Linked DNA regions of Homo sapiens: region 2 is linked to region 1. A link is an interaction called in ENCODE POLR2A ChIA-PET data of the cell type or tissue named here. Cell type or tissue: PC-9. All regions are shown on one strand. Each heading gives the region's core, and the rest is flanking DNA. Links, peaks and the distances in the headings are about the cores only. Region 1 holds the start of LOC124904503 (a long non-coding RNA gene). Region 2 overlaps SYT14 (synaptotagmin 14).

The links. Peaks named below come from ENCODE experiments on the same cell type or tissue, not always from the same donor. Only the 100,000 strongest peaks of a DNase experiment are listed, where the experiment ranks them.
Region 2: POLR2A ChIA-PET joins it to region 1 with 9 read pairs; 3 of 35 experiments call an interaction of 5 or more read pairs at or near these places.

The regions. Positions count from the first base shown.
Region 1 is chr1:210,362,938-210,378,415 of GRCh38, reverse strand. The region is part of intron 3 of HHAT (hedgehog acyltransferase); the gene reads right to left. LOC124904503 (a long non-coding RNA gene) reads left to right here and starts at 11,470. Exons shown (of 2, transcript XR_007066866.1): 1 at 11,470-11,629; 2 at 13,235-15,478. It also overlaps the pseudogene RNU5A-8P. RefSeq lists a silencer at 3,779-3,868 and enhancers at 3,544-4,455, 4,456-5,368. In PC-9, for the core only: no CTCF peak of the experiment used is centred there; a DNase peak (open chromatin) is centred at 11,405; H3K27ac peaks cover 910 bases.
Region 2 is chr1:210,046,459-210,062,639 of GRCh38, reverse strand. The region is part of intron 4 of SYT14 (synaptotagmin 14); the gene reads right to left. Among named protein-coding and RNA genes, the nearest start is that of SYT14, 120 kb to the right of the region's middle. RefSeq lists an enhancer at 5,458-5,627. In PC-9, for the core only: no CTCF peak of the experiment used is centred there; no DNase peak of the experiment used is centred there.

The DNA.
Region 1 (15,478 bases), core at 7,479-15,478:
AAGTTGTAAAAATAAAATACTACAGAAATACTATACATGTTTCTGTACCTATTTCCTAAATAGCATTATTTGCTTATTGTTTACTTTGAGACCATATATAATTTCTAATTACACTGAGTAAGACTTATCCAAGATCAGGGAAAACCTTTATAAGGTTCTTGAAATCATAAATGTTTCCCTGCACATTCAAAGGCAGCAAACTGACCTTAATGGCCCGTAAATCTCCAGACAAGAAACACAAAAGGAGACTAATTTTGTAAGAATTCTGCACAAAAGAGGCACTGCTCTCCGAATGAACTCAGGCTAATGATTCATTGAGCAATTATTGGAAGAGTTTTCTTTTTCCTTCAACAGCTGCTTTTCTATTTCTAAAAGAATTTGAACTAAATCATTTTACTGCTTACAATTTCCAGAGACAACACTCTCTCTCAATCAATACTTTCTTAAAGATAAAATGCTTCCACTAATAAAACCTTTTTTTCTGTAAATAACAAAGTCCCTACTGAAACATCTTCACCCTCCTGCATAGGTGAAGTTGCTTGCAAGGGCAGGGATGCTGCCAACAGGACAGGCACAGGCTGCCCTGTTCTACTGTGTACCATTCCCAGCCTCTTCATTGCCCCTCGCCACAGAAGCCAGGCAAATTGGTCCAGTGTAAAATGGTAAAGGGGAGGTGTTTTGTGGGAGAAGAAAAGAGAAAGCCTCTTAAGAGGGTTTAATTACATCAAGAGGACCTAATTAACATGGGTAAGTTATTTTGCGTATCTTCAGCCCAACTGCCAACCTAAACTCAGTAACATCCTCTGGTCACAACTCTACCTACTGACCTGTTTCTCAGAAGTCACTTTGGATTATGCAGGAGAGCAAGACTGCAGAGTCTATTCGGTTTAACTTGAATAGATTCTGTCTCCCTGCTCTGTCTATGCCATATTCCCACCTTTCCTTTCCTCCTAAAGCCAGCAAAGAAGGAATCAAATGCTTAAAAAGAAATATTAAGTTTCAGGGTGAAGTTGAAGGCACAAAACTGTATTATTTTCCCCACATCTCTCAAATTGGAAAAACACTATTTTCTACACAGCATATGGAAAAAAGAGCTATAAACAATGAAAAAAGGTGATAAACAAATTGGAGATGATGAAAAAAATGTAATAGAATGAGATGACTAGAGAACAAATTACACAGAATCATGATTCCTCAGCTTCAAACTATGCTAATAAATCACACATACCATTAGTGTCACTTTCCCAGAATATCAAAAAGACAAAGTGAGTCACAATAACGTGGAAGGAAAAAAGATCCCCAGCCTGTTGGGGGCCACAGCCCCTAAAATGATCCTCACACTCAAAGAACTTACTTTATACTTAGGAAGTCTTCACATATGCAAGAAAGCTGATTTGTACAGAACATCTCTGCAGTGGGCAGACATAGCAAACTGGAACTCCACATGGAGTCCCAAAATGTTGGAGGCCCCCAGGGCAGAAGGCCAATTAAAGAAAGTGTGATCTCAGAGAGAAAAAGGGAGAACTAACATTTTTGCCATCTATCTAGGGGAAGAAGAAGGGAACCCTCCATAATCCCAGCTACCACCTTTCTACTTTACACACTGCCTGAAAGACCAGGGAAACAGGTGAGCAGAACTATGCTGGAGTTCTCCCATACATCTTTACATCTGTCCCCTTTGCCCATTAGCTGCCCAAGCTGTCCAAGAGACACCTCCCCACCCAGCGCACCCCTGAACCCACCAGCCGTCACAGGCAGCCCAGGGGCCTGGGAGACTGGGAATAGAGACAGAGAAGAACGAGACCAAGGCTCACCACATCCTCAGGGCACACTGCCCCATCCTTCCCCCACAGTCCATTACTTCCACCATCTTTCTTCAGAAATCTATTTGCGTATTAATAAAATAACTCATTTATGATGCCTAAGACTTACTTTAAAACACAAGCTACAACACAGAGACGTCTGCTTTCAGACAAGATATAGTACACACATTTATCCCTATCCCTCCACTAACGACAGCTAAAACCCTTGGATGTAACATATAAAACGAATGTAAGGGGATTGTGAATGGTGAAAAGAGCAGACTGGCTAGAGAGCTCAGGGCCTAAGGAACGACAATAAGCAAAACAAAATTAAGTATTAAGTAAATGTTGATATAAATATTAACATTTACATTAATGCATTATACTTAATATATAACTTACTAGATGGGCTTAATAGCAAAAGTAGATTACATAAGAAAGAATTATTGAGCCAGGCGTGGTGGCTCATGCCTGTAATCCCAGAACTTTGGGAGGCCGAGGCAGGTGGATCACTTGAGGCCAGGAGTTCCAGACCAGCCTGGCCGATATGGCAAAACCCCCTATCTAGTAAAAATACAAAAAAAAAAAAAAAAAAAAAATTAGCTGTGCATGGTGGCACATGCCTGTAATCCCAGCTTCTTGGGAGGGTTAGAAGAATCATTTGAACCCGGGAGGCAGAGATTGCAGTGAGCCAAGATTGTGCCACTGCACTCCAGCCTGGATGACAGAGTGAGATTTTTTTTTTTTTTTAATTATTGAACCTAAGGATAGGTCAATAAAAATCACCCAATCTGAACAAGAGAGAGAAAACTGACTGAAAAAATACAGCCTCAGAGACCCTTGATATAAGAACAAAAGATCTGACATTGGTGTCATTAAATTTTCCAGAAGGAAAGAAGAAAAAATATGAGGTTAAAAATACGTTCAAAGAAATAATGGCAAAAAAAAAAGATCTCCAAATTTGGCAAAAAGCATAAACCTACAAATTCAAGAAGCTGAATAAACCCCAATCAAATTAAATACAGCAATTAAAAGACAGAGCTTGGCAGAATGGATTGCTAGAAAAAAGACCCAACTCTGGACTGTCCACAGGAATTCACTTTAAATATAATGAAATGGGGAGGTGGAAAGTTAAAAGATGAAAAAGGATATGGCATACATACATGAATCAAAAGAAAGTGGGAGTGGCTCTACCAATGGCAGATAAAGTAGACTTCAGAGAAAGAAAATCACCAGGGTCAAAAAGGGTCATTGCAGAATGATAAAAATATCTTCTCACCAATAAGATATAAGAATCCTAAATGTGTGTGTGTATATACACATACACACATACATATATATTTAAAAGCATTGTGGTTTTTCAGGGATTAGAGATGAAGAGGAGGAGGGTGAGTATGGCCATCAAAGAGGCAGCACAGAGTAGCTCTTCAAGGTTCTGTATCTTTGTCATGTTGGTGTTTACATGAATCTACACATGTGATAAAACCACATATAACTATATACATATACACAAGTAAGTGCTTGCAAAACAGGTGAAATCTGATTAAAGTCTGTGGGTTGTACTAATGTCAAGTTCCTGGGTTTGAGTTCACTATGGAAGATTCCCCACTGGGGAGCTAACCATCAGGTTCTCCTGTTAGCAACAACAGACACCAGGAACTGCTGGGGGGTGGCAGGGAGGACTGGTAAGGCCTGAAAAACTAACTACTGGGTACTGTGCTCAGTACCTGGGTGACAAGATCATTCATACCCTCAACCTCAGCGTCACACAATATACCCAGGTAATAAACTTGCACATGTACCCCTGGAATCTAAAATTAAAAGTAAGGGATTAAAAAAAAAAAAAAAAAGATTCCCCACTGGGGAAGCTCGGTAGAGGTACACAAGGCCTCTCTGTACTACTGCTGCAACTTCCTGTAAATGTGTAATTGTTTCAAAATAAGATGATGCTAAAGATAACAAATCGTACTCCAAGTCCCATTATACAAAAAGGGCTAAAACGAGTTTCCATGGTTAACCCAGGATGGGATTTAGAACTCAGCTAGCATGGCCTCTACTTCGCCCCCTAGTGGTAGCACCAAAGGCACCCGGTGAATAACAAGGTGTGGAATCTCAAGGTGATGACTCAACATCTCATTTGCATACCCATAGTACCCTGCACATAGTAAATTATTTAAAGCTTAAAAGAATATTTCTTTTGACTCAACATTTCTAACTATGGGAAGATTAAAGAATTCTTTTTGTGCAAACTGTAGGCAGTAATTCTTTTTGTGCGAACTGTAGGCACCATCGGCGTACTAGGAGTTGCGGTTACTGCAACAATGAGTTGAACTAATTTGTAGCATTACACTGGTTTCTCTTCAGATCGAATAAATCTTTCGCCTTTTACTAAAGATTTCCGTGGAGAGAAACAAATCAGTTATAAGCTAATTTTTTGTAAGCCTTGCCCTGGGGAGGCAGATCATGTTTTATAAAAAAAGACTTAAAGAGGAAAACATTATGGTGCAACTTTAGGCTTAAGTGATTCATTGTCACTGTTTGTTTAAACATTGTGTAACAGAACTTGCAAAGACAGTTAACTCTTGTTTTCCATGTCAAAGGTCTGAATACTTGCATGATAAAAGTCTGTGTAACTTTCCCTGGTGACATCTGACTTGCTAATTAGCAACATTAACATTGGAGACACAGACTGGCTTAGACAATTTGGAGACTCCCCCTTAAGTGATGGCCTTTAAGATCCTAAACTCAGCCACATAGTTGGGAGAATTTCTGGTTGCCTGTCTGCAAAAAAGCCCCAAATCCATCCTTCTCTAGATAACATTCTATTATCTATCTACCTAGTAACAAATTCAATGCAAGGTGGTGATGCAAGCTCCTTAAAGGACTCCATCAATTCCACTGATCAGCTTGGTGTAAACTGGTTTCCACTGCTTGCCTAGTAAGTGTTTAATAAACGTACACATGCCAGATAGAATTTGACCTGAGCTTTGCTTTCATTAAACCTGGGAGCAAAATCATGATGGAATAACAAACCTTCATCCATCTCGAACTTTTCGGCAGCTATTGTCATCCCTGAAAGTAGCATCAGTCAGTTCCCCACACAAAGACACCCCACTTTACATCTTCTCCCACGTGCCCCTGTGATCTCGCTCTTACCTTGCTGCTGCTGCTTAATTTCTTTTTAACAAAGGCTTATCAACTGTCATGTCATGATTTTAAAAGGTAATAACCTTTTTAAGAATGCTGACAGGCACCACTTTTAGGAAATGTACTGAGAGAAGGAAATGTTTTCCCTCCTTCCCACTTCCCCATACCTCCCCCCAAATTTCAGATCCCGCCACTATTCAACCTGCCCTAGGCTGGAATAATCCCGTCCCCCTTTCTCTCTGAGTCTTGTTATGGCACTTATATAAGTCTGAATCATGTTACAGCACTTCCATGTTTGTGTGTAAATTAACTTTAATCCACCTCTAAGGACAGTTCTTAACATTGAAAGTATCCAAATGAGGAGTCCACAAAGAGTGAGTTAGCATTTGAAGGATTCTAATCAGAAATCTACTCCCAGACATGACTACAATTCAAATAATTCCAACATGGTACCTAAAGCTGCACCTGAAAGTTTACTAGCATAAGGAATGTTAGAAATAAATATTTTAGTAATGAAAAGCATGGTGCTCAATATGTGATGGATTAAAATTTTTCTCAGGCTCTGATACCCTTGTAATAATGAAGCATGTATGTAAGAATCCCTTGAGGCCAGGTACAGTGGCTCACGCCTGTAATCCCAACACTTTGGGAGGCTGAGCCAGAAGGATCACAAAAAAAAAAAAAAACACCTCCCTTGAGCCCAGCACCCAAAGCACTGAAAGTCTAACACTCTCTTGGTCTGTGTCCTTTGCTTTAATAAGGCTCTATCCTCTAATCAGACTAGAAGGGTAACTGCTTCAGCCAGCAGAATAGAATTGCACCAGCCTCAGAAGGAACTTCCGTGCAAGATGCTTGTTGGAGTACCTAAAGACAGACAATAGAGGCTTCACAAGCTTTCAGGAACAAGTTCAATGATGGTTTTGTACTTCCCTACCTAATGAATGTTTGTACTTGTAGGAGAATTCAGTTAGACACCTTCACTGTTTAACATACCACTTGGTGGCAAGGTTGTGGGAGAGAAGACATTTAACTCCTGTCCATCTCCAAGTGACAGAAGTTACCAAGAGTAAAACCAAAGAACTTTATTTTTGTTAAACAACAAAATAGGCTTGGGTCAGTTCAAAACATAGTACTTCTATTCAAGACTCAGCTCCAATCCACCTATTCCAGAGAGTCTTCTCTGATCATTCCAAGGCTAGAAACTCTCCCAGCAATTTTTGGCTACACCGACTAGGGACAATCATACATATGGAAAACACTTTGTTAAATGGCATGCCAGGGCCAGCTTTCAGGCAGGACCCACGAGCAGGGCCAATTGTCCTGGCTGTGTACAGCTCTGGCCCTTGTTAAATACTTCACACATCAGCCATATTAAAGCTAGGGGTGTCCTCCTGGAATTCTCAAATAGAGTATAAACTTGTTGAGTAGAGAAATAATGCCTCTTAATTCCTTAACCCACAGCATTATCACAACCCAGATCAGAAAGCAGGCAGTAAGCACTGACTTGTAAGCTGACTGGTTTGTGACTGAGAAATTTCTCACCATTCTCAACAGTGGGAATGTCTTCATCTTTGCATCGAACTCCCTCAAACATTAGTAGACTCTTGATAATGTTTGCTGAATTGAGGTGAATATGCCCACTGGGGTTGGGGACTTCTTATAAAGGAACATTGATCTCTTGGCAACGTTTGCTTTGTTTCATGTGTGTAAACTCTGGTGAGTTTACAGAGGTTAGGCCTTAACTCATTTTCATTAAGCCGCAGCCCCTCAAAGATTATTCCAGCATGTCTGTCATCTCTCTGCTTCCCTCCATCTGATGGGAGCAGATTAATAAGTGATTTGGCTGTGTGCGTGAATGTTCAGCCTGTCTTACCAGAAAACTGGATTTTATACAGTTTTTCCCCTTCCCAGAGAGGCTTGCTTAGCAGAGACAGATTCCTGTGTTCCATGCCAGCCCCTCCAAAGAATGTGGGTTGAAGAGTCTCCAAAATGTCAGGGGCAAGAAACCCATGGATTAGGCCAGGCAGGGTGGCTCACACCTGTAATCCCAGCACTTTGGGAGGCCAAGGCAGGTGGATCACTTGAGGACAGGAGTTTGAGGCCAGCCTAGCCAGCATGTTGAAAACCTGTCTCTACTAAAAATACAAAAAGTTAGCCAAGTATGATGGCACATGCCTGTAGGCCCTGCTTGGGAGGCTGAGGCACGAGAATCGCTTGAACTTGGGAGGCAGAGGTTACAGTGAACCATGGTTGTGCCACTGCACTCTAACACAGGCAATAGAGTGAGACTCTGTCTCAAAAAAATAAATAAGAAAAAAAAGAAACCCATGATTGGTGATGGAAGGTCAGGTTTGCTTCCTTCTTGTGAACACAAAGAATGCCGGCTCTTTACCCATCAGTACATGACCTTTTGTCTAGTCTCATCCATGCTAGATTTTCTTCCTGACATGTAAATTTGCGGACAGGTAGGAAAAATGTAAGATGTTAGTGATTTCCTGGTGAGAACAGGAATAGGAATTGTAGCTCTCTGCCTAACGTAAAAATAGGATCTGCAGCCAGGTGTGGTGGTTCATGCCTGTAATCCCAGCACTTTGGGAGGCCAAGGCTGGTGGATCACGAGGTCAGGAGATCAAGACCATCCTAACTAATGCGGTGAAACCCCGTCTCTACTACAAATACAAAAACTTAGCTGGGCATGGTGGCACATGCCTGTAGTCCCAGCTACTCGGGAGGCTGAGGCAAGAGAATCGCTTGAACCCGGGAGGCGGAGGTTGCAGTGAGCCAAGATCATGTCACTGCACTCCAGCCTGGGTGACAGAGTGAGACTCCGTCTCCAAAAAAAAAAAAAAAAAAAAATAGCATCTGCAATGTGAATGGATAAACATCAAATTTGCTTATTAATTTTTAGCCACCAGGTACCCTGCTCTGTTCTCTCTCTCTTCTATCTAGTAGTTCATGGGAAATATTATTTGTTTCATTAAAAAGGTCCTTAAAGGCCAGATGCAGTGGCTCACACCTGTAATCCCAGCAATTTGAGAGGCCAAGATGGGTGGATCATGAGGTCAGGAGTTCAAGACCAGCCTGGCCAACATAGTGAAACTCCATCTCTACTAAAAATACAAAAATTAGCCAGGCATGGTGATGGGCACCTGTAATCCCAGGTACTTGGGAGGCTGAGGCAGGAGAATCGCTTGAACCCAGGAGGCAGAGGTTGCAGTGAGCCAAGATCATGCACTGCACTCCAGCCTGGGTGACACAGTGAGACTCTGCATTCAGGAAAAAAAAAAAAAAAAAAAAAAAAAAGTCATTGAAGAAGCTAGGAGAAAATAAGGTGAAGGTAGAATCAAGGGTTTAGCTCTGCAAAACTAACAGATCAAGAGTGTGTGTGTGTATATGTGTATGCAGAGAGAGAAGAGAAAGAAGAGAGAGACAGGGCAAGGCAGGAAAATCAGTCAGAGGGCTCCAGAAAGAGTCCACAGAACAAATGGCACCTGAAACCCTTCAATGACTGACCACTGCCTTCTGGATAAAGTCCAGACTCCGCATATGGCACTTCATGGCCTTTACGATCTATCCCCTCCCTGTCTTGAGTCATTTGCCCTCCTCACAACTCAACCTTCTAGCCAAGCCAAATTTATTTCACTCAAATCCAGGTCGTCAGGCATGCTATACCCTTCACCTACCTTTCCCGTCTCCCAGCCATCACCTCCCTTCAGTCCCTGCCGCTGGGGTTCTCTGCACCCTCTGTCTCTACAAGCCCCAGTGGCTGTTGCACCACCAGCTCACTGTCACATCATCACCTTCCCCCAAACTTCAGAGCCCACTTAGGACAGAGACTGAGCCTGGAATGTCACAGCATCCCTGGCACGTGGCCTGGAAGCTGCTTACACAGCAGGTGTGCATTTAACTCATGTGTTAAATGAGTCAAAATGGAATGTTGTTTTCCTGAAGTATTAAAATGCAGAGGCATTTATAAATAAGCCAAATCTTAAAAATCTTCATGGGCAAAGCATGAGTAGCTAAGAACTGTGTCTTTATAGAAGTACCTCTTTATCTATGTTCATAGTCATTCGTATTCAAGCTCCCGTCTGCCTCTGTCTCTTCTTCCTAAGCCTCCTCACAGGCAATGGAAAGTCCTCTCTGATTTTACTTCTGAAAGAACAGCTTATTTAGAGGTCTGCCCCAATTTCAGAAACCTGTCATGGGAAAATGTGTCCTCAGGAAAGAACAGAATTGATTACTTGTAACACTCTTCATAATGCATTAGGATTTTGAGAGCTCCTTTCAACAGCAGTCCCCCTCTACATGTAAATGTCTCTCTGTAGAACGTTACCTCCTTGCTACAGAGGGAGAATCAGCAATTCTTTTTTTTTTTCTTTCTTTTTTTTGAGACAGAGTTTCACTCTTGTTGCCCAGGCTGGAGTGCAATGGCGCAGGCTTGGCTCACTGCAACCTCCGCCTCCCGGGTTCAAGCGATTCTCCTGCCTCAGCCTCCCAAGTAGTTGGGATTATAGGCACCCGCCACCACATCCAGCTAATTTTTGTATTTTTAGTAGAGACGGAGTTTCACCATGTTGGCCAGACTGGTCGTGGACTCCTGACCTCAGGTGATCCGCCCACCTCGGCCTCCCAAAGTGCTGGGATTACAGGCGTGAGCCACTGTGCCCGACCAAGAATCAGTAATTCTTAATGCTAAAGGAAGGAATTATTCATCCATGGAAGAAAAAAGTAACAATAACCACAGTAACAGGTATTGTGTATCTATTCTGTACTAAGTACAAGCATGCTGGGTGTTTTCTGTCCATCACCTCTTTCTCCATAACCTTGTATTCCCATGTTGCAGGTAATAAAACTGAGGCTAAAAGGAGGTAAATGAGGCCAGGCACAGTGGCTCATGCCTGTAATCCCAGCACTTTGGAAGGCTGAGATAGGTGGATCACTTGAGGCCAGGAGTTCAAGACCAGCCTGGCCGACATGGCGAAACGCATCTCTACTAAAAATACAAAATCTAGCTGAGTGTGGTGGCACACGCCTGCAACCCCAGCTACTCAGGAGGCTGAGGCAAGAGAATCACTTGAACCTGGGAGGCAGAGGTTATGGTGAGCCAAGATCATGCCACTGTACTTCAGCCTGTCTCAAAAAAATACATACATTTTTTTAAAAAGGAGGCAAATTATTTTCTCAGATGTAGCAAAGCCAAATTTGAACTTAAGCCCATCCAACTCCAAACCTGTGCTCTTTCCATTATGCCAAGAATCTATGATCTTGAATCCTAAATAAAAGGAAAAAAATGAATGACAATATACCTGACATAGAACTTCATTTGTATCAGTTTGGTTCAGATGCTACTGTCTAGAAACATGTTTACTTCATCGAGCACGCAATGTGGGCACTGAAATATTTCCCCTATCTCCCTGGCATCACTAGAGAGAAGACCAGCAAGAAGAAAGAAAAAGGGACTGGCAAATACAACGACAGATCACCCCAGAACCCAGCAAGGCTGGGTTCACCCCATTCTAGCACAGCACACTGGAGCCTGCAGGGGGTGGGGGGTGGGGGAGGGGCTTTTACCCTGACAGCCTGGAAGAGCAAACATTACAAAAAAAGGATGCAAAAACCAAAGCATATGGAGTCTGAACAGCCCTTGACAGCCGCACCTACGCAAGCACCCACACCACTTCTGTTGTCTTGGCAAGTGCAATCAGCATTACCCTCAAAGAAATGACAAAGATCAAAAGCATTCTTGATTGGGGCTGTAATCCTCCAAACCTGAACATCATCAAAAACTGGAGGACTACAGTCAGGTCCAGCTCCCTTTCACTGCCCTAAGTGAAGCTTCACTTTGACTCACCATTTCCCTAATACATTCTTCCCTTTTCTAACCATAGCAACACCACTGGAACAGCATCTCCTCTACTGATGATCTTGCCAAATCCTACTCATTCTCTGGAGCTCAGGTGAAGGTCAGCCCCCTTCTCCCAGAAGCAGTTTGTGATTTTTTGTGCCCAGAATGGTGTCTCCCTACTCTGACTCTACACACTGTCCCACTTAGCCCACTTACCTACATGGCTATCTAGAGGCACGTAGGACCAATGTATTTCTCACCTCCATGCTGCAACCTGGCCCTTCACTCTTTCCTGCAGTTAAATTCAATAAAATACTCACTGACTCTGCTCCAGGCATTGAAGATACAGAAATGATTAAATCCCAGCCCTGCTTTTGTGGGACCCACAATCTAAGTCAGAAAGGACAACATCAAATAAAATTCTACAAATAAATTTGTCATAATAGGGTACACGATTTCACCCAAAAGAGTGCTATCCTATCACCCTGTTTACTGCCTTCATGTCATTTAGCTCAATCTGTGGCCATTGTTCATTTGTTTGCGGTCAGCCTGTCCCTAGTAGGAGAAACTAGCATAGGAATGTTGTCTGTCTGGCTCACCACTGTCCCCAGCGCTCCATATGGACTTGAGCACAGAGACACTCTCATTGAAAGCTGTATTTGTGGAAGGAAGTAAAGAGAGAGGCAGGGAAGTGTCAGGAACTATGAGCACCAAGCTCAGCTTGAGCTTCAGGCAATGCTTCGTGACAGGGAGCCAGCTATGATCTGAAGTCTGAGTAAGGGCCGGACAGGGAAGGCGTGAGCCCCAATCCAGAAGAGGAACAGGATGAGTAAAGGTAAGAATGGCAAATCGGCATGACCAAGGGAGTGGTCATTTAAGAGCCCTTAAATATTGCTATAGACCAGCTGCTCTTAAAAGGGGATGATTTTTGCCTCCTGGGGGCATTTGGCAATGCATGGAGACTTTTTAAATTGTTTCTTGTTTTTGATTTTATTTTTAGAGACAAGGTCTCACTCTGACACCCAGGCTGGAGTGCAGAGTGCAGTGGCACGATCTCTGCTCACTACAACCTCCACCTCCCGGGTTCAAGCAATTCTTGTGTCTCAGTCCCTGGAGTAGCTGGGATTACAGGCACACACCTGGCTGTAATTTTTGTATTTTTAGTAGACATGGAGTTTCATCATGTTGGCCAGGCTACTCCTGACCTCAATGATCGCTGGTCTTAGCCTTCCCAAGTGCTGGGATTACAGGAGTGAGCCACCACACCCAGCCCACTTTTTAAAATTGTTAAGGCTTAGGGCAGGAAATGCTGCTAGCATCTACTAGGTAGAGTCCAGGGACTCTGATAAGCATTGTACAACGTCCAGAGCAGCTCACCACAACAGCCATCTAATCTAGAATGTCAGTAGTGGCCAGGCAGCATAGCTCACACCTGTAACCCCAGTGCTTTGGAAGGCTGAGGCTAGGAGTTCAAGACCAGCCTGGGTAATATAGTGAGACCCCATCTCTACAAAATATTAAAAATCAGCCAGGTATGGTGGTGCATGTCTGTAGTCCCAGCTACTCAAGAGGCTGAGGCAGAAGGATCGTTTGAGCCTAGGAGTTCAAGTCTCCAGTGAGCTATGATTACAACCACTGTACTCCAGCCTGGGTGACAGAGCAGGATCACATCTCTTCAAAAAAAAAAATTTTTTTTAATAAAATGTGGCCAGGCATGGTGGCTCATGATTCTAATGCCAGCACTTTGAGAGGCTGAGGCAGGTGGATCACTTGAGGTCAGGAGTTTGAGACCAGCCTAGCCAACGTGGTGAAACCCCATCTCTATTAAAAATACAAAAATTGGCCAGGCGTGGTGGTGTGTGCCTATAATCCCAGCTACTCAAGAGACTGAGGCAAGAGAATTGTTTGAACCTGAGAGATGGAGGTTGCAGTGAGCCAAGATTGTGCCACTGCACTCCAGCCTGGGTTACAGAGCGAGACCCTATCTCAACAAAATAAAATGTCAGCCAGGCATGGTGGCCCACACCTGTAATCCCAGTATTTTGGGAGGCCAATGCAGGTGGATCACCTGAGGTTGGGAGTTTGAGACCAGCATGGCTAATATGGCGAAACCCCATCTCTACTAAAAATAAAAAAAATTAGCTGGATGTGGTTGCAGGTGCCTGTAATCCTAGCTACTCAGGAAGCTGATGTGGGAGAATCACTGGAACCCAGGAGGCAGAGGTTGCAGTGAGCCAAGATCACACCACTGCACTCCAGCCTGGGCAACAGAGGGAGACTCCGTCTCAAAAAAAAAAAAAAAAAAAAAAAAACTGTCAGCAGTACTGAGGTTTACCAACCCAGCTGCAGACTAACATTCAAGGGATGGGCTGGTCAGAAAACTAAGCTTTCTTCTAAAGGTCATGATTTCTAGTCACATCTAATATCTTCTTTTGATTAGAATTTGGACCAAAATAGCATGTGCTTGCCACTTCCTACAGCCTCTGAGAAAAGAAATATTCAGCAAGGAGTATCTTGATCCTAAGGACCCATATCAATGTCCTTCCTCTGCCGGATATTCACCAGGACCCATTTCCTCCGTAAATTCTAGGGCTCCAAACCACCCACCCCACATGCAAGGTGATGAGAAGTAGAGAGATGAGAAGATGAGAGGTGCTCAGAGCACTGGTAGATGAATGGATAGTCAGACAGAGGGATGGACAGATTTGTCAGGATGGCAAAAGACGGAATCCTTGGAGCTCCCAGAGTGTGTGTGTCTGTGCCACGTGGACTTTTCTGTGAAGGCAGAATTGGCCTGAGCAACAACACTCCCGACCCCAGACCTGTTATGAGAGCTGTTGTGGAGAGCACTGAGAAGGGGTCATCTCTGCAGGACTCTGGAGCCTCTGCAGGGAGTCAAGCAGCTGGGCTTGACCCAGTGAAGTGACAAGAGCTGGGAAGTCAGTGAAGACAAGGCCGCTTTGTCTGGAAGTAGCAACGCATGGCTGGGCTGAGCCTGCCCTTGATCATGAAATCTGTGGCAGCTCCAAAACTTGTTGGGGCCTGACCCTGTGTTCACTTTCTCACGCTGCCTCACCATTGTTCCTCTGCAGCTAAAAGTCTTTCAAATGTGTCTGCTTATTTTTGCCTTGGCAAATAATTCTATATTTCCAATATTATCTAAAATGCTTGAATTTTAACTCTAAAAGGAAAAAAAAATCATCTTTTTTTCTGCTGTAAGACATCCGCTAGTGTTACATTCGTAAAGAGTAGATCTGAGACACTCAGAAAGGCTACCTCCTATTTCATCTCAAATTCCACTTTGTGACAAAGCTTCCCAGATTTCCTCATCTCTGAAGTGGGCACAATACTACCCACATTACATTCTTATTAACAATCCTAAAAAGGGCTTATTTAAATAAGAAACATCTAGAAATGGATGCCATGGATGAAAATTCAATTTACATCTAAGTTTTCATGGAAGCATCTGGTGGGTAGAGCGACAAAAGCCAAGAATGGCACCCCATGCAGGGCAGGATGCTCTTCTCAGTTACAGAAAAACATGGGCCTTGTATCTTACATATGGCTCTGTACAGAGCTGGGAGAAAGGAACAGGCTACCCTAGCAAATCAAAATGGAAATTGAGCTACATTTGTTACAATTCAAGCAAGATCTGCAACTTTCAATAGAAAAATATTAGTACAGGCAGTACCCAACTTGGAAATGAACTGTCTTGCAAAAGTTCATTTGCAAGCAGAGTGTTCAGAACCTGGAATGCAAGGTGTCTTTTATGTCCCAAGCCAGCCCACAAAAGGCTGATTGAATCTGTAATCTATTTGGTATATTACATAAAGTAAAAATAGAAAACAAAACAAAACAAACTGCTCTGATAACATTTTAAAAACATATAAAAATACTTAGAAAACAAATATACAGCCAATAATTAGCCTTGACCCGAAGCCCCCACCATGACCTGGGCCCTGGACCCCCTACAGTCCAAGTCATAGCTGAAATGGGGTCCTGAGAAACTGAATGGAGAAGAATGAGAAGAACCCCAGCCTAAAAGGGACAGGGGTTCTGGTGGGAGAAAAAAGTAGTCAGGCATCTCTCAACTGGAAGAGAAGGGTCTGGTACCTACCCAGAATATATACTCTAGCACAGAAGTGCTACTGGTCACATCTAGAAAGACATGGGTATGTGAAAGAACAGTGGCCACTCTGCCTGCTACCAAAGTAGACAAAATGAGCTGCTGCTGAAGACAAGCGAGCCAGCCACCTGGCACCGCCCTACCAGAGGGACGAGGGATGTGAATTCCCAGCATGCTCTGCAGCAGCATGGACAGCCAGGGACACTCAGAGGCCAGAAGGAAGATGTTCCTGCAGCTGCCGGCAGTTGGTATAGGAGCGTCCAGGGGCCGCATGTGATTCTGATGGATCTGGCTAGGTCAAGTAGGAAGTTTCTGAGCTTTACAAAAGTGAAAACTGTCCTAACTGATAAGGTTAGTCACATTTCTGGTATCTTCAGAAGAGTACAGGGGACAAGAACATAGAGACCCTGGGAACGCCTTCCCCAACACAGCACACTCACACCTTTACGGCAAAAAGGGTGCTTCATTCCAGATTGCTGCTGAATCTGATACCTGGATCGACTCCAAATACAAATGTGATGTGAAATATTGAAATCAGGTTTGAAAACTGAGATTTAT
Region 2 (16,181 bases), core at 3,650-11,649, 310 kb after region 1:
ATTTGTAAACTACAACGTTTAGTTGTACCCACTGCAATTCTAGAATTCAAAATGGACGTGTTGATGGCAAAGTGGTATAACAAGCATCAAATCTTCCTGCCTATTTATTGAAAAATATGTTAGAAACAGCATGGCTGAGCAATCAACTAATAATCTGTGAAAGGTAATCCTTATTCATTTGCACATTATTGTGCTTTTGTTTTCTAGTGTCAAAAGTTTGACAAATTAGAAAAAAAATCATTGACCCAGTATACTTATCAGACACTATCTTTTATATTTGTAGAATACAAAACAAGTTATTATATTTGCAGTCAACCATTTGCAGAGATCATCCCTGGATAGTTTTACACTGTAAGAATCAAATTTCCAAATATGCACTTGGTTATTAGTTCTATTTTTAACCTGCCACTCATATACTGTCGTGTACTTAAAATTCAGAACATGTTTACATTATCCATCCAGCAGGCTAATGCAACTGCACACCAGACAGTCATGCATAATTCAAATCAATATCCTCAGGCTTGGAAGTCTAAGTCAAAGCTGCCTTTAAAAAAGCTAGGGTGTTACTTTAACATGAATAAAGTATATCTAATTTTTCTTTTTATGTGACAAATTGATACTTTCTGCAATGGAATGCCAAAAATGCAAAGCCACTGTATAATAGATCTTTACACTATTGAAAAAAAGAGATAATTGAAAAAATAAGGCAACTACAGTAGTCTTAGAAAATTAACTCTAAATACTGAAAGAGACAAAGCTGAATAAGATTCAAATAGCAAAGCTCACAATATAACAATAGATTATATGAAGTTTAGCCAACAAACAACATGTACATAAAATTACAAAATCAAAGTTCTAAGTTATATTGTGAATTGAGAATACTTTTAATACTTAAATTCAGATTACTATTTTTGTATCAGTAAAGTTAGTTTCATTTAAATTCCTTAAGTATAAACCCCACTACTAAATTTCCATAACTAGTTACATGTCTAGAAGTGACCCTCATCTGTAAAAGCTCAAGTCTATCAAACTTAAATTGAGTTTTCTTAGTTAAGCATGTCAAGATACAGCATTGAATATCCATTATACCAGACTCTAGTTTATGTCACCTTTACTGTGGATATTTGCTTTTAAAAGAATAAGGAAAAAAAGATAACTGAACCTTAGTCTATAAACATCTATTTTTGAGGCTACTAAGAACATAAATGTTTACCAATAACTTGAAATGTAACACACAGTTGATTAGCCTCTGATTTAAAATTCGCATAGGCAAGAATAAACGCATATATTTTGATAATTTTTCTTCCCAGAAGCTTCAAATTTGACTCAACATTTAAAGAAACCCTCCAGATACGAACATCATTGCTCATGCAACCCAACTCAATTATGAAAATTTCGTATTAGTCCTATTCAGTATTACTGACATACCAAACATAATATCCTCTACAATGACAGGCCATTAATGTCAAGGTGTAGTAATATGAAGGATGAAATTAATGGGATAGAGAAAAAGGATTCAATGGTATCTGAGATAATGAAAAAAAAGATTAAATGGCAGGCCTTTGGGAAATACAATAAAGGCATGGAAGTCCTTTCAGTGAAGACAGAGAATCTAGTTCAGGTAAACAAAACATATCTTTTCAGTTTTCTTGCAAAGATAAAAAACTTAAATAACGATGACAGAGTAGATAAATCAAAGATGTCTTAATTGATTAAGCCCTGAATTTAATTAGGAGTTTATAGATAACGCTGTTGATCAAATCTATTCACCAAGTATTCTGTAAGAAAATAGCAGAAAAACATGTTTTATAGCAATTCAACTGCCAATTAAAGCTGGAGAAAATGATGCATAGAAATTTAACATCATAACAGCAACAGCAAATGGAAAATTGCCCTAAAAAAGGACATGTGATCTCACTCAGCAATAATAGCAGCATGGCCCATGGATTGAATATATATATTTTTTCCTTTCTATTAGAGGGCTGTTTCCCTTTAAATTTCCATATTTTTTGCCCACAAGTACAACCAATGAATATTTTAAACCTCTCTAAAGGTAAATAAGTAATTGGCTCAGAGTTTTCTTCCTTTACAAACCTACTTTGGAATATTTGTAATACAGCACCAAAGTTCAAAGCACACAGAATTCTCACGTTAATCCTGACATAGAGACAAATGATAAATTTTAGAAAAGTAGCTATATAAAAGAACTAAAAGAAAGATTACAGAATATAAACCGCATACCAGTTTATTTTTTGAAGTTAACTTTACATATTATGCTGGCAATTATAAAGGCAATAAAATGCAATTTTAGTAGCTCTACTTAGGAACATAGGAACTCAAAATGTGAGAAGTGGAATGGACCTTACCTTAGATCGCATTGCCTAACCTTAACATTTGTGCAAAAGGAAACGTGAGCCTGTGACATGCCTAAGGTAATAGTTTATACAAAGGGTAAGATTAGAAACCATGTCTGCTATTTACAAGTCTCCTGAGTACAGACCTATACAACCATACCCATTGGCTCTAACTACGTCTAAGTTATGCTTAAGAAAAAACAAATGAAGTTGCATATAATTCCAATGCTGAAACAGATGTAGCAAGGACCAATGCTAGACTAGAGCTGAGATGCAGATACCTCTCATACAATGGAATTAGATGGCACCCATATCCTTCAATTTCCCACTTCCCAGTTCCCACCCCATTTCCTCATTCTCCACCCACTGTAGATAAACTTGCATCCACTGATTTATATGGGAGGGTGAGATGCCTTCAGAGAAAGCATCTTAAACTAAGACTATATATAAACATGTCTTGCAAATTAGAGGGTGAAGTGAATGTAACAATCCAAATTTCTGAAAAGTGCAATGAGACTCTTAACACTCACAATAAGAAAAGGAGATATCTTTCACAGAAAGCCATATCAGGCTATCGGGCCTGAGGTCAGAGAAGAGTATGGACCCCTAGTGCAATGTGGTGGCTAATAAATTATTTTATCCTGCCAATTCTGGCAATGCATTCACACCCTGGGAAGAAAACATGCAGTGCATGAACTGAAAGAACAGCCTCTTTACATCCTAGGGCCCACAACTCTGACAGTAATTATTTCAGTTGCCATTATTTTGGAAATAATGTTAATGTAATCCTATTCATGTCTCTCTCTCTCTCTCTCTCTCTCTCTCTCTCTCTCTATATATATATATATATATATATATTCTTTCTTGTCATCATGCATATACAGGTATATATATAATTTATCTTACTCAGGTTGAGTAAGAGAATTTGTCAACTCTTAGCCATCAAATTAATTCCCAAATTAGTATGGGACTTTAGCATGGGAAATTCCCAGGAATTTTTTGCATGGGAAATTTTTATTCTAATCCTTATGTTTTAATTGTATGATAGTGAATTTCTCTCATCCTGCCCTTAATTTGATCCTAAGGCAGAGTTCATTCATTACCAGTCACTTTCTGTTAGTAAAGAATCTAGTAGAATTTAAAGCTAGTAGAATTTAAAACTCCATTCCCAGGTCTAACTTAATTTCCTCTCTATATCTAAGTTTCTAACTTGTAAAACAGAATTAATAATAGTTCATAGTTCACAGTGCTGTCAAAACATTAAATGAACTAATATAAGTAAAGGGCTTAAAACAGTGCCTGTTACATCGCAAGCACTATATATGTATTTGCTTTTGTTACTCCCTCCCTCTGATGCCAGCTAAGCTTCTGTTCATGGAACTTTTGAGTGGGAGACAAAGTGAGGTCTGCACTTTTAATCCTCTTTACTCCATCCAGCACCTTGAATGACTTCATTCGGGAACATTTTCCCCTCTCTTCCACCTCTAATTACTCTGATGTGTTGGGGTAAGGAACAGGAATAGCAGAAATTGCTGAGACTGCCTTACTGTTTGCATGCAGGTAGTAGAAAGGTACCCTAAACCTCACTCTAGCACTGGTTGGCTGTGGTAGCTTTTGCTGATATGGTGGTTTCTTCATAAATTACGCAGATAATTCATTTGGGTGATATTCAGCTTCATCTCAGCCTCTGCAGTCACGGAGGAACTACCAAGAGGAGGGCAGCCAAGTCTTCCCCTGTGGTCAGCAGTCCATACTCCTAATCCCCTAATTAGGTAACAAATTCCCTGGTTTGCTGGTTGCCTGATTAGCCCTATAACTCTTGCCTCCTCTATTTTCCATGCTCCTTCAAAGGGAGCCTCAAAAATATCTCCGTGTTCTTCACAAATCTCAAGTGCCCACTGAAAAAGACGATGAGGCAGAAGAGCTGTAACCACAGTACCTCCCAACTTCAAAACTCCAACTCTCTTTCTCCCCCTACCTCATCTCCTGCTTATTTGATATGGTGTGGGAGTGGGAGCACAGCAGTTAGACTGATATTTGGGAGCAATAAAACCAGTTTGGACTACCTCATAATAAATACGTAGGGAAGTCTCTGACCCAGAATGTCAATGGCTGTTAGCTCAAGATTTTAGATAGAGAGATGAATTACTATTACCTCTTTATTCCAGCTTTCGGTCCCTAGTCACCGATTCCAGAATAACAAAACCCTCAAGAAAAGTCCCATTAAACATCCTGATACAAACACAATTAATATAGGGACAAACAATCTTTCTTATACATCACTATAATCTGTGGTAGGTATAGACCTAAATGTACAACCTAATCAAATGCCTATGTAAGAACACACAGGGAGAGAAAGTTTATGTGTTCTGTATATTCTGAGAGATGGTCCTCCTTACCCCCAAATAGTCACAAGAAATCTGCATATGGAAGGAGTATTCTGTTGTCAGGCTATGGGGAAGTAGGAGTATAGCTAGCTGTCAAACATGAATGATTTATTACTCCATTTTGTGGCCATATCAAGATGAATGCAAAATGAAAGAGATCATAAGGAATGTTAAAGAATCAAACTCAAGAAACTCAAGAAGTCCAAATATATAAATCATTAACAAAATCAAAGGCTAATGGTAATAAGGGCAAGAGAGGTTTTAATTAGAAAAATCAAGTTCATAACTTTGTTCCAATTAAATAAAAAAATTATTGATTTATTAAATTTGCATCCAGCAAGCACTATGTGAGATACGGGGAACTCATACCAAAGTGAAGTGAAACAAGTTACTGTACATAACAAAAGAATATCCAAAGCAACCGAGGTCTATAGAAATTCTGAAAATAGAAAGATTAATCTGTGAGAGTGTTGGCAAGAAAACTTCATGGCAGGAGTTGGCCTTAACTTTGGCCTTGAAATGCAGTGCTAAATAGGTTGAAAGAGGGTTCAATGTTTCAAACTGGGGTACAATATTAACAAAGGTACAAAGTCAGCCATGATGCATGATGACCAAATTACCTCTGCAAAGAACTGGCCAACTAGAGAAGGTTTTAAACAATGGGAGAACAAGGAAAGGTTAATTTAGATATTTATACTACCTCATGTTTGGGTTTGTCTCCAATCTTGGGATTTCAATTATCAATATCAACTGGGGTCGGGCGTGGTGGCTCATGCCTGTAATCCCTGCACTTTGGGAGGCCGAGGAAGGCAGATCACTTGAGGTCAGGAGTTCCAGACCAACCTGGCCAACATGGCAAAACCCCATCTCTACTAAAAGAACAAAAATTAGCACAGTGTGGTGGTGTGCGCCTGTAATCCCAGCTACTCAGGAGGCTGAGGCAGGAGAATTGCTTGAGCCTGGGAGGTGGAGGTTGCAGTGAGACGAGACTGCAGCTACTACACTCCAGCCTGGGTGACAGAGCAAGACTGAGTCTCAAAAATAAATAAATAAATAAATAATAATAGTAACAACTGGAAGCTTTCAAAAAAACTTTTGTTGTTGTTGTTGTTTGATACGGAGTTTCGCTCTGTTGCCCAGGCTGGAGTGCAGTGGCGTGATTCTCCTGCCTCAGCCTCCTGAGTAGCTGGGACTACAGGCACATGCCACCACACCCGGCTAATTTTTTTTTTTTTTTTTGTATTTTTAGTAGAGACGGGGTTTCATCATGTTAGCCAGGATGGTTTCTATCTCCTGACCTCATGATCTGCCTGCCTTGGCCTCCCAAAGTGCTGGGATTACAGGCATGAGCCACTGTGCCCGGCCCCAAAAAAACTTTTTAGTTATAGAACCTTTTGTTCAAATAAAATCTAATCTATTTAAACTAATAAAAGAAGAAATAAGGAGCTCGAGCTCTGCCTCCTCATTCTGATTCCCTGACCCTCATTTTATCTTACTCCTAGAACAAACCCCTACCAAGGATCCACAGAACCCCTTAATGAAAAACATGTTTAAAACTTGTGGAATATTTTTTTGGTGGGGGGTGAGGTCTCAATTACCTTTTAGTTGGTTCAATTCTCATCTAGTTGCATGCCCTATAGATTCCTTCACCCACAGTTTCACTGAAAGCTCTTGAGAGACAACAGCTCCATAAGGATAAATGTTGGAAATATTTAGTTGAGTACAGCTTTTATAATACGATGTCATCAAATGTACTTTAAAGAACATAAACTTATAAAGGTAAGTTTCACATTGGGTGCTAATTTATATCAATTTTTAAAGTGAATATAAAATAAAGTTTGCCTCTAACTGTATAATTACAGAGTTTTAAATCTGAAATGAGGATTAGTCTTAGGCAAAATAGCATTTTTTAAAAATAGCATCAAAAATCTTATTTACATGATGTTTCTAAATGTTCTGTGAGAAGTAAAACACCTACTTAGAAGAGATTTCTAAATGGTTAAAGGTGAACTGGAGATGGTAACTGAGAACTCACTTTGACTTAAATTTTAGTTGATATATAACCAATAACTATAACAAATTAACTTTTTATATGGGAGACAATCCTTTTTTTTTTTTTAATTTCGAGTTCAGTGGAACAATCATAGCTCACTGTAGTCTTGAGCTCCTGGGCTTAAGTGATCCTCCTGCCTTAGCCTCCCAAGCACGCCACCATACCCAGCTAATTCTTTGTATTTTTTTTTTTGTAGAGATGCGGTTTCATTATGTTGACCAGGCTGGTCTCGAACTCCTGGCTTCAAGGAATCTTCCTGACTTAGCCTCCCAAAGTGTTGGGAATATAGGCATGAGCCACCGTGTCTGGCCAACAATTCTATTTTTAAGACATTCTAATAGGAAAAAAAACATATTTTGCCCTCTCAATCAATAAAACATCAATTAAAAGCTAGCTGTTCCCATTTTTTAGATAGTTTGAAGTTCATTAACTTTTACTTTTTTCAACAAATTATCAATGGGCATACCTATTTAATTTTATACATAAAGACTTTTCATAAATACAAATATGTTAATAGCTACCATTTATTCAGAACTATCATATCCCAAGACATGCAGTATTTCTAGTCCTCACACTAACTCTTTAGGGCAAGTATTTTTAGACAATTTACATTTAAGAAAAGACTCTGAAAAGTTTATTATATCACATAGATAATAATCACTGAAGACAGGATCAGAATTAAGTTTTTCCACAGCTTATTCATCTCTTGACTCATGTGAAAATCAGAATATGATGAGAAACAAGCCCTTTCACTCAACAGAGGTCCAGAAAGGCTCAGGAATTGAAGGCATTAGTACCTTAGAAGGTAGTGGGTAAGAAGTATGCTAAAACAAGAGTAGGCAGATGAAAGCTTGCCCAGTAAGCAATATCAACACTCCCACCCCAAACTGTGTCCTCTATAATAGGCACCCAAGAATCCAATTAAGGAACATCAGGCATAAGAGGAAACAGGGATAAGCACTCCCCCTCTGAAAACAGAGAATTAAGTGAAAATCTGATGAACAGTTAAATGCTCAGCTACCTTTTATTACTCAGTTCCAAGAGTGCTGCAGCCAAGCAGTATATCACACTTCTCAACAAAAGCAGGATAATGAGGATAATGGAGGATTATTCCGAAAAATTAAGGGGCCTAAGAGACAACAGTTATAAACACTGACATGTGGGAGTCTGAAATGAAATGGTCATATTCCTTCCCAATCAACTAGCAGTGAAGTCACTGATAACAAACTCAGTCCAGGCACACAGTTTCTAATCTACTTTTCTACGTATCACTGTTACATATGACAATCTCTACATATGTGAGAAAACCTCCAATATAAAAGACAAGAGACTTAAAAAAAAGAAAATGTAATATAAGAACAAGAAAAAGGCTTAAGATGGAAGAAAAGAATATCCTTAGTGATGAAAAGATATTACAATCATAAAATAGGAACAATTACTTAAAGTAAGAAACCATCAGAGACTGAGAAGCAACTCGATATTTTAAAATGTGATAGCAGAAAGTTACAGTATGGGAGGAAACTAGGCTTTTCAATATCAAATGAATAATCTTGCCAGAAACAAAGGAGAAAATGGAAGGAACTATGAAATAAATGATTCAATTTTTTTTTACATCTTAAGAGATGAATATTCAAACTGAAAGTGTCCACCAAATACCTGGCATCAACAATGAAAGTTGTACCCCAGGTACAATGTTACAAAATTTCCCAACACAGGAAGAATAATAATTAAAACTTGCAGAGAAAATAAAATATCTAAAAATAAATGAGAACCAAAATAGCAACACTATTAGTGAGAAGACAATAGAGCAATGACTTCAAAATTCTATAGGAAAATGATTTCCAAACTGACATTCTATACCTGGCCAAACCATTAATCAATTACAAGTTAGAATAAAGAGATTTTCAAATGTGCAGCATCTCAAAAAGCTCACTTGCTATACACTATTTCTCTGGAAGCTACTGGAAGATAGGCTTTATACCAAAATGAGAAAGTAAAAAAACAAACAAAAAAGACTGTTGAGTTTGTAATATACTTACATACATAAATTAATAGAAAATTAAAGGTGCTGTGATGATAAGACCAGAGTTAGGATAACAGTTAACGGCTCTAGATTTCAATGAGATTGGTACCAGAAGTTGAACATGTAAGCACTCAAACTATAGACACAATCCACAAAATTACCTAATGAATGCTAGGAATTGTTACATTTACCTATTTGACAAGCTACCTATTACTGTTCAACTAAACCAAACAATTTTCCTGCCTCAACAGTTAACTCATCTTCCTGCCTCTCATTTCCACCAGCTCCAATCCATTCTTCATAGACTTAATAGGGTTATCTTCCTAAAGCAAAAGTCAGGTCATGTAAAGCTTTTAGTTTAAAATCTTCTAATGGCCTTCACTGCCTAAAAAGCAGTCCTAATTGCTTGGCCCATCAGTTAAGACCCTAAATGATCTATACCAATTTAACTTTTCAGTCTTATATTTTACCACTACTATTACTTCAGCACACAAACCACCTGTTGCTTCTCAACTTGGCAGAAAGACGTTAATCTTCTCTTAAACAGCTCTTTTTCTATCTCTGTGCATAGCATAGCAGGCATTCAAAAATAAAATTACAGTGGCATAAATTAGTGATTCACTGTAATAAAAAACCAAAGGAGATTCTACTACAATATAATTCTACCTTCTATGCATGAACATAAAAAGTTAAATTAAAATGTTGATCTATATTGATATTGTATGGATACAATTATTTCCATGTTCTGGTGTAATTTGCCCTTCTTTGATCTGGGCTTTGTCCTTATGTACAAATAAAGGAAAGAAAATTTGTAGTCATGTAGGATATTGTATAAAATTGTAATACTAGTAGTAGTCATAAGAAAATGTAGAGAATATGGCAGAATGATCTTGGCATTTAATATCACATCTAAAATTTAAAGGTAACATTAAAGGTGAATTAAATTTTAATAAAAGGAAAATAAGCTTATAATGGGTATATGGAACTATTTTTTATTTAAAAAATTTAAACACCTCAATAATTTCCTGTTAGCAACTTATTAAATGGACTCCTAAGCATTTATAATGTTTTCTGCCTGTCAACTCTTTAATATTTAATAAATTGCTTTAGAATGCCGTTGTTTCTGTGCTTGGAGAGCTTTTTTTTTTTTTTTTTTTGGTGAGATGTAGTTTCGCTCTTGCTGCCCAGGCTGGAGTGCAGTGGCGTGATCTCAGTTCACTGCAATCTCCGGCTCTGGGTTCACGTGATTCTCCTGCGTCAGCCTCCTGAGTAGCTGGGATTATTGGCGCCCGCCACCATACCCAGCTAATTTTTCTATTTTTAGTAGAGACGGGGTTTCACCACGCTGGCCAGGCTTGTCTCAAACTCCTGACCTCAGATGATCCGCCCGCCTCGGCCTCCCAGGGTGCTGGGATTACAGGCGTGAACCACTGCGCCAGGTCTGGAGAGTGGCGGGGACCTGTAGTTCCAGCTACTCCAGAGGCTGAGGCAAGAGAATGGCGTGAACCCGGGAGGCGGAGCTTGCAGTGAGCCGAGATCGCGCCACTGCACTCCAGCCTGGGCGACAGAGCAAGACTCTGTATCAGAAAAAAAAAACCCTAAAATTTGCTCCAAACACTTTGTCATGGGGGAAAAAACTCAAACAGCCAGAATATACTGAAAATTCTATAATTAGAATCCAAATAAATTGCTCTTAAAGAGTAACTTAACCAAGAGCTCAAAAAGAATTTAACAAGTTATTGTTAACAATTCGACAACAGTGTGTTCCTGATTGACTTCAGTTCAGGATACAAATCAAGAAATTTGACTATACATATGCAAAAAAGGGTCCAAAAGTTAACATAAGTAGCAGACAAGAAATCCAACAATCTTCTAAAAACAATTAAGATTTTGTTAGCAGTCTCAATCATATTAAATGTAAAGGAGAGAAAGTAACACAGATATGAGGCTAATTATGCTTTCAAAGAATCTGATATTAATATCCTATAAAAAGTGGTCTGAAAGGTAGGTATTTCTCATGAACGTGGGATACTGGCTGAATATAAGTTAGGAGCTTATTCAGAAGTATAACCTGCAGATGTAAAAAAGAAGGAAGGAGATTTCTGTGAATTCATATGGAGTGGTTTCCAAAATAAGTAACAAAAGAAAAATGCAAAAGAAAAAATACATATACACACATACACACATATGTAGTATTCTATGTGAAGGGAAAATAACAAGACACACATAATTATTTTTTCAAAACAAAACACAGGAATGATAAGCCAGAAACTAAAAAAAGTGGTTATCTACACAGGTGAGTGGGAATGAAGCAGAAGAAATAAAAAAGAAATGGGATTTATCTGAGTATATGTTTTTATTTAGCTTTTAATTTAGACTAATGTTTTACATATTCAAAAACAAATTGAAAAACTCAACATCGAATGAAATAAAAAGTGTGAAGTGAACTATATTCATAGCAAACAGATAACCACAAAAAAGAATTAATGCAAATAACTTTTGAACACAGTATACTGTACAACCTTATTGGATATATTCTGAGGACAAACATTACGCAACCAAAATTCTTGAATTTTATGTAATAGATTTATTATTGGTACTGGCATTTAAGTAGCAATACCTAAACTATTTTATATGTATCGTAGGACTGAGCAAATTAATACATACATGAATTTTGCTAGGAACCACAGTTCTATGGGTGAAGAGAGATACAAATACAGAAAAGAGAAATAAGAGGAAGAACTCTGGTACTGGATTGAATGCGTGGTATCAAAATAAACTGTTCACTAAAAGAGCCTAGATGAAATGATACCCAGCAGTAACAAGCACACCTAGATCTTCATTTCTAAATGTCCTTCCTCACAAAAGGATTAAAAGGAAGAAAGGACTCAAGACCTGATTGGGACTGATATGGTTTGGCTGTGTCTCCATCCAAATCTCATCTTGAATGGTAACTCCCACAATTCCTGTGTGTCATGGGAGGAACTCAATGGAAAGGGATTGAATTATATGGGAGTGGGTCTTTCCTGCACTGTTCTCATGATAGTGAGTGAGTCTCACAAGATCTGGTGGTTTTAGAAGGGGAGTTTCCCTGTACAAGCTCTCTTCTCTTGTCTGCCACCATGTGAGACGTGCCTTTCACCTTCTGCCATGATTGTGAGGCCTCCCAAACGATGTGATACTGTACGTCCAATAAACCTCTTTCTTTTGTAAACTGTCCAGTCTCAGGTATGTCTTTATCAGTGGTGTAAAAACGGACTAATGCAGTAAATTGCTACCAGTTAGAGTGGGGTCCTGCTGAAAAGATAACCAAAAATGTGGAAGCAACTTTAGAACTGGGTAACAGGCAAAGGTTGGAATAGTTTGGAGGGCTCAGAAGACGACAGAAAAATGTGGGAAAGTTTGGAACTTCCTATAGACTTGTTGAATGGCTTTGCCCAAAATGCTGATAGTGATATGGACAATAAGATCCAGGCTGAGGTGGTCTCCAGTGATGAGGAACTTGTTGAGAACCAGAGCAAAGGTGACTCTTGTTATGTTTTAGCAAAGAGACTGGCGGCATCTTGCCCCTGCCCCAGAGATTTGTGGAAATTTGAACTTGAGAGAGATGATTTAGGGTATCTGGCGGAAGAAATTTCTAAGCAGAAAAGCATTCAAGACGTGACTTTGTGCTGTTAAAGGCAGTTTTAAAAGGGAAACAGAGCATAAAAGTTTGGAAAATTTGCAGCCTGACAATGTGACAGAAAAGAAAATCCCATTTTCTGAGGTGAAATTCAAACCAGCTGTAGAAATTTGCATGAGTAATGAGGAACCAAACGTTAAAACTCAAGACAATGGGGAAAATGTCTCCAGGGCATGTCAGAGGTCTTCACCGCAGCCCCTACCATCACAGTCCAGAAGGCCAAGGAAGAAAAAGTGGTTTTGTGGGCCAGGCCCAGGGTCTCTGTGCTGTCTGCAGCCTAGGGACTCAATACCCTGCATCACAGCTGCTCCATCCGTGGCTGAAAGGGGCCACCACAGAGCTCGGGCCGTGGCTTCAGAGGGTGCAAGCCACAACCCCTGGCAGCTTCCACGTGGTGTTGAGCCTGTGAGTACACGGAAGTCAAGAACTGGTGTTTGGGCAGGAACAGAAAACCAAACACCACATGTTCTCACTCATAAGTGGGAGTTGAACAATGAGAACATATGGGCACAGGGAGGGGAACATCACACACTGGGGCCTGTCAGCAGGGTGGGGTGTAAGGGGAGGGATAGCATTAGGAGAAATACCTAACGTAGATGACAAGTTGATGGACACAGCAAACCATCATGGCACATGTATACCTATGTAACAAACCTGCATGTCCTGCACATGTATCCCAGGACTTAAAGTATAATTTAAAAAAAAAAAGAAAAAAAATCAAAATCCACATAAAAGATTAAAAAAAAAAAAAGAATTGGTGTTTGAGAACCTCCGCCTAGATTTCAGAAGATGTATGGAAATACCTGGATGTTCAGGCAGAAGTTTGCTGCAGAGGTGGGGCTCTCATGGAGATCCTCTGCTAGGGCAGGGCAGAAGGAAAATGTGGGGTCGAAGCACCCACACAGAGTCCCTACTGGGGCACTGCCTAGTGGAGCTGTGAGAAAAGGGCCACTGTCCTCCAGACCCCAGAATGGGAGATCCACCAATGGCTTGCACAGTGTGCCTGGAAAAGCCGCAGACACTCAACACCATCCTGTGAAAGCAGCCAGGAAGGAGGCTGTACCCTGCAGAGCCACAGGGGCGGAGATGCCCAAAACCACAGGAACCCACCCCTTGCATCAGCATGACCCAGATGCGAGACATGGAGTCAAAGGAGATAATTTCGGAGCTTTAAGATTTGACTGCCCTGCTGGATTATAAACTTGCATGGGGCCTGTAGCCCCTTTGTTTTGGTGAATTTCTCCCATTTGGAAAAGCTGTATTTACCTAATGCCTGTACCCCCATTGTATCTAGGAAGTAACTAACTTGCTTTTGATTTTACTGCGTCATAGGCAGAGGGGACTTGACTTGTGTCAGATGAGATGCTGGACTGTGGACTTCCGAGTTAATGCTGAAATAAGACAAGACTCTGGGGGACCGTTGGGAAAGCATGATTGGTTTTCAAATGTGAGGGTATGAGATTTGGGAGGGGCCAGGGGCGAAATGACGTGGTTTGGCTATGTCCCAACCCAAATCTCATCTTGAATTTTAACTCTCACAAGTTCCATGTGACATGGGAGGCACTCGATGGGAGGTGACTGAATTATGGGGGTGCATCTTTCCTGCGCTGTTCTTGTGATAGTGACTGAGTCTCACTCATGAGATCTGATGGTTTTAAAAGGGGGACTTTCCCGCAGCAGCTCTCTTGTCTTGTCTGCCACCATGTAAGATGTGCCTTTCACCTTCTGCCATGATTATGAGGCCTCCCCAGTGATGTGGAACTGTAAGTCCAATAAACCTTTCTTTTGTAAATTGCCCAGTCTTGGGTATGTCTTTATCAGTGGTGTGAAAATGGACTAATACAGGGACACATACAGATCAAAAAGATGTGGGAGTCGGTTTGAGTGAACAATTGATAGCCCAATTTGAGACAATTTGGGGATCCAAATAAAAAATGACAGGAGTGGATAACACTGAATAGAAAAAGAATCTATGAGTATCAATACTAAAGAAAAAGGTAATAATTGATTTAGTCAAGAATCATCAATGAATGTTAAAACCACTAGGTATTGGGGAACAGGATATTCACACAGTCTCAAAGTATCAATCCAGAAATTATTTACTCCCGAAAAAGTGGAAAAAGGTCTTCCAAAATGGAGCAATCTAGTGGACACCACACCACTTAAACAAGCAAAGTTAGTAGCACCAATAATATCTGAGATCATGTGGTCCCTGATGTAACACACTGAAGACATCTCACTGACATAGTATTCCTGCCAAAAATCAACCTGAAAAAAGTGGACATCTTTTTTATTCATATTTTGCATAACATATAACTTGGATTCCCAATTCTTGAGCTACAGTCAACCTGTTTGCCAATTATAGTATCTTAAAACATCTGTAGTAGTCTCAGGATATTTAATCAGAAATGCATTGAAAATATAATCTACATTAAATTCTGCAAGGCCAGGCACGGTGGCTCACGCCTGTAATCCCAGCACTTTGGGTGGCCAAGGCAGGCAGATCACGAGGTCAGGAGTTTGAGACCAGCCTGGCCAACATGGTGAAACTCCATCTCCACTAAAGATACAAAAAATCAGCCGGGTGTGGTGGCAGGTGCCTGTAATCCTAGCTACTCGGGAGGCTGAGGCAGGAGAATCATTTGAACCTGGGAGGCGGAGGTTGCAGTTAGTTGAGATTGCGCCATTGCACTCCAGCCCGGCCGACAGTGTGAGACTCCATCTCAAAAATAAAATAAAATCAAGTAAATTCTTCAAATTAGGATACACAAGAAAAGGATAAATAATGAAAAAAAACTATACCTAAGCAACAGAAAAATCCACATAATTTTTTTATTTTTTGGCTATATTAATTCAATAAACATTTATTGGCTACCTTTCTATGTGCCATACTCTTTGACAGGTGCTAGACAAAGAAGGATGAATAAGGCCACCTTTATCCTTTTCATAAAAATTTCTAATAATAAATCTAATGATAAAGTAATATTTACTTAAATTCCGGTTTAAAAGGACTATATAATGGTGGATCTAAGTTAATTAGAATAATTATTTAACTATACCTATCAATATGATAGACACATTAATATAAAATTAATTAATTATAGAATTAAAAACAGGAGATCTGGAATCAGACTGGTTTGATTTCTGGGTCCATCACTTAGTAGCTATATGATGTTAATATAATTTTACAGTTTCCTCTTTTATAGAATGGGGATGATAATACTATTTAACTCTGGAGATGCTGTGAAGATTAAAGGTATTAATGTACACAGAGATTTTAGAATACTTACAAGCAACCACACAAAGACTTGCAAGTGAATGTTCATAGCAGCATTATTCCTAATAGTAAAAAACTGGAAATGCCCTAAAAGTTCATCAGTGGTTAAGTGGATAGACAATATGTGGTATATTTATACAATGAAGTACCATTCAGTAATAAAAAGGAAATACTGACCCTGCTAAGTCTACAGATGAACCTCAAAAACATGCTAAGTGAAAGAAGCCAGACACAAGAGACTTCACGTTGTATGATCCCAATTATATAAAATGTCCAAAATAGGCGAATTTATATAAAGTAGATGAGTGGTTGCCTGATACTGAGGGTGAGAGTAGGGATTAACTGTAAATAGGCATGGCAGATCTGAATGGCTAATGGAAATGTTCCAAAAATAACTTACGGTAA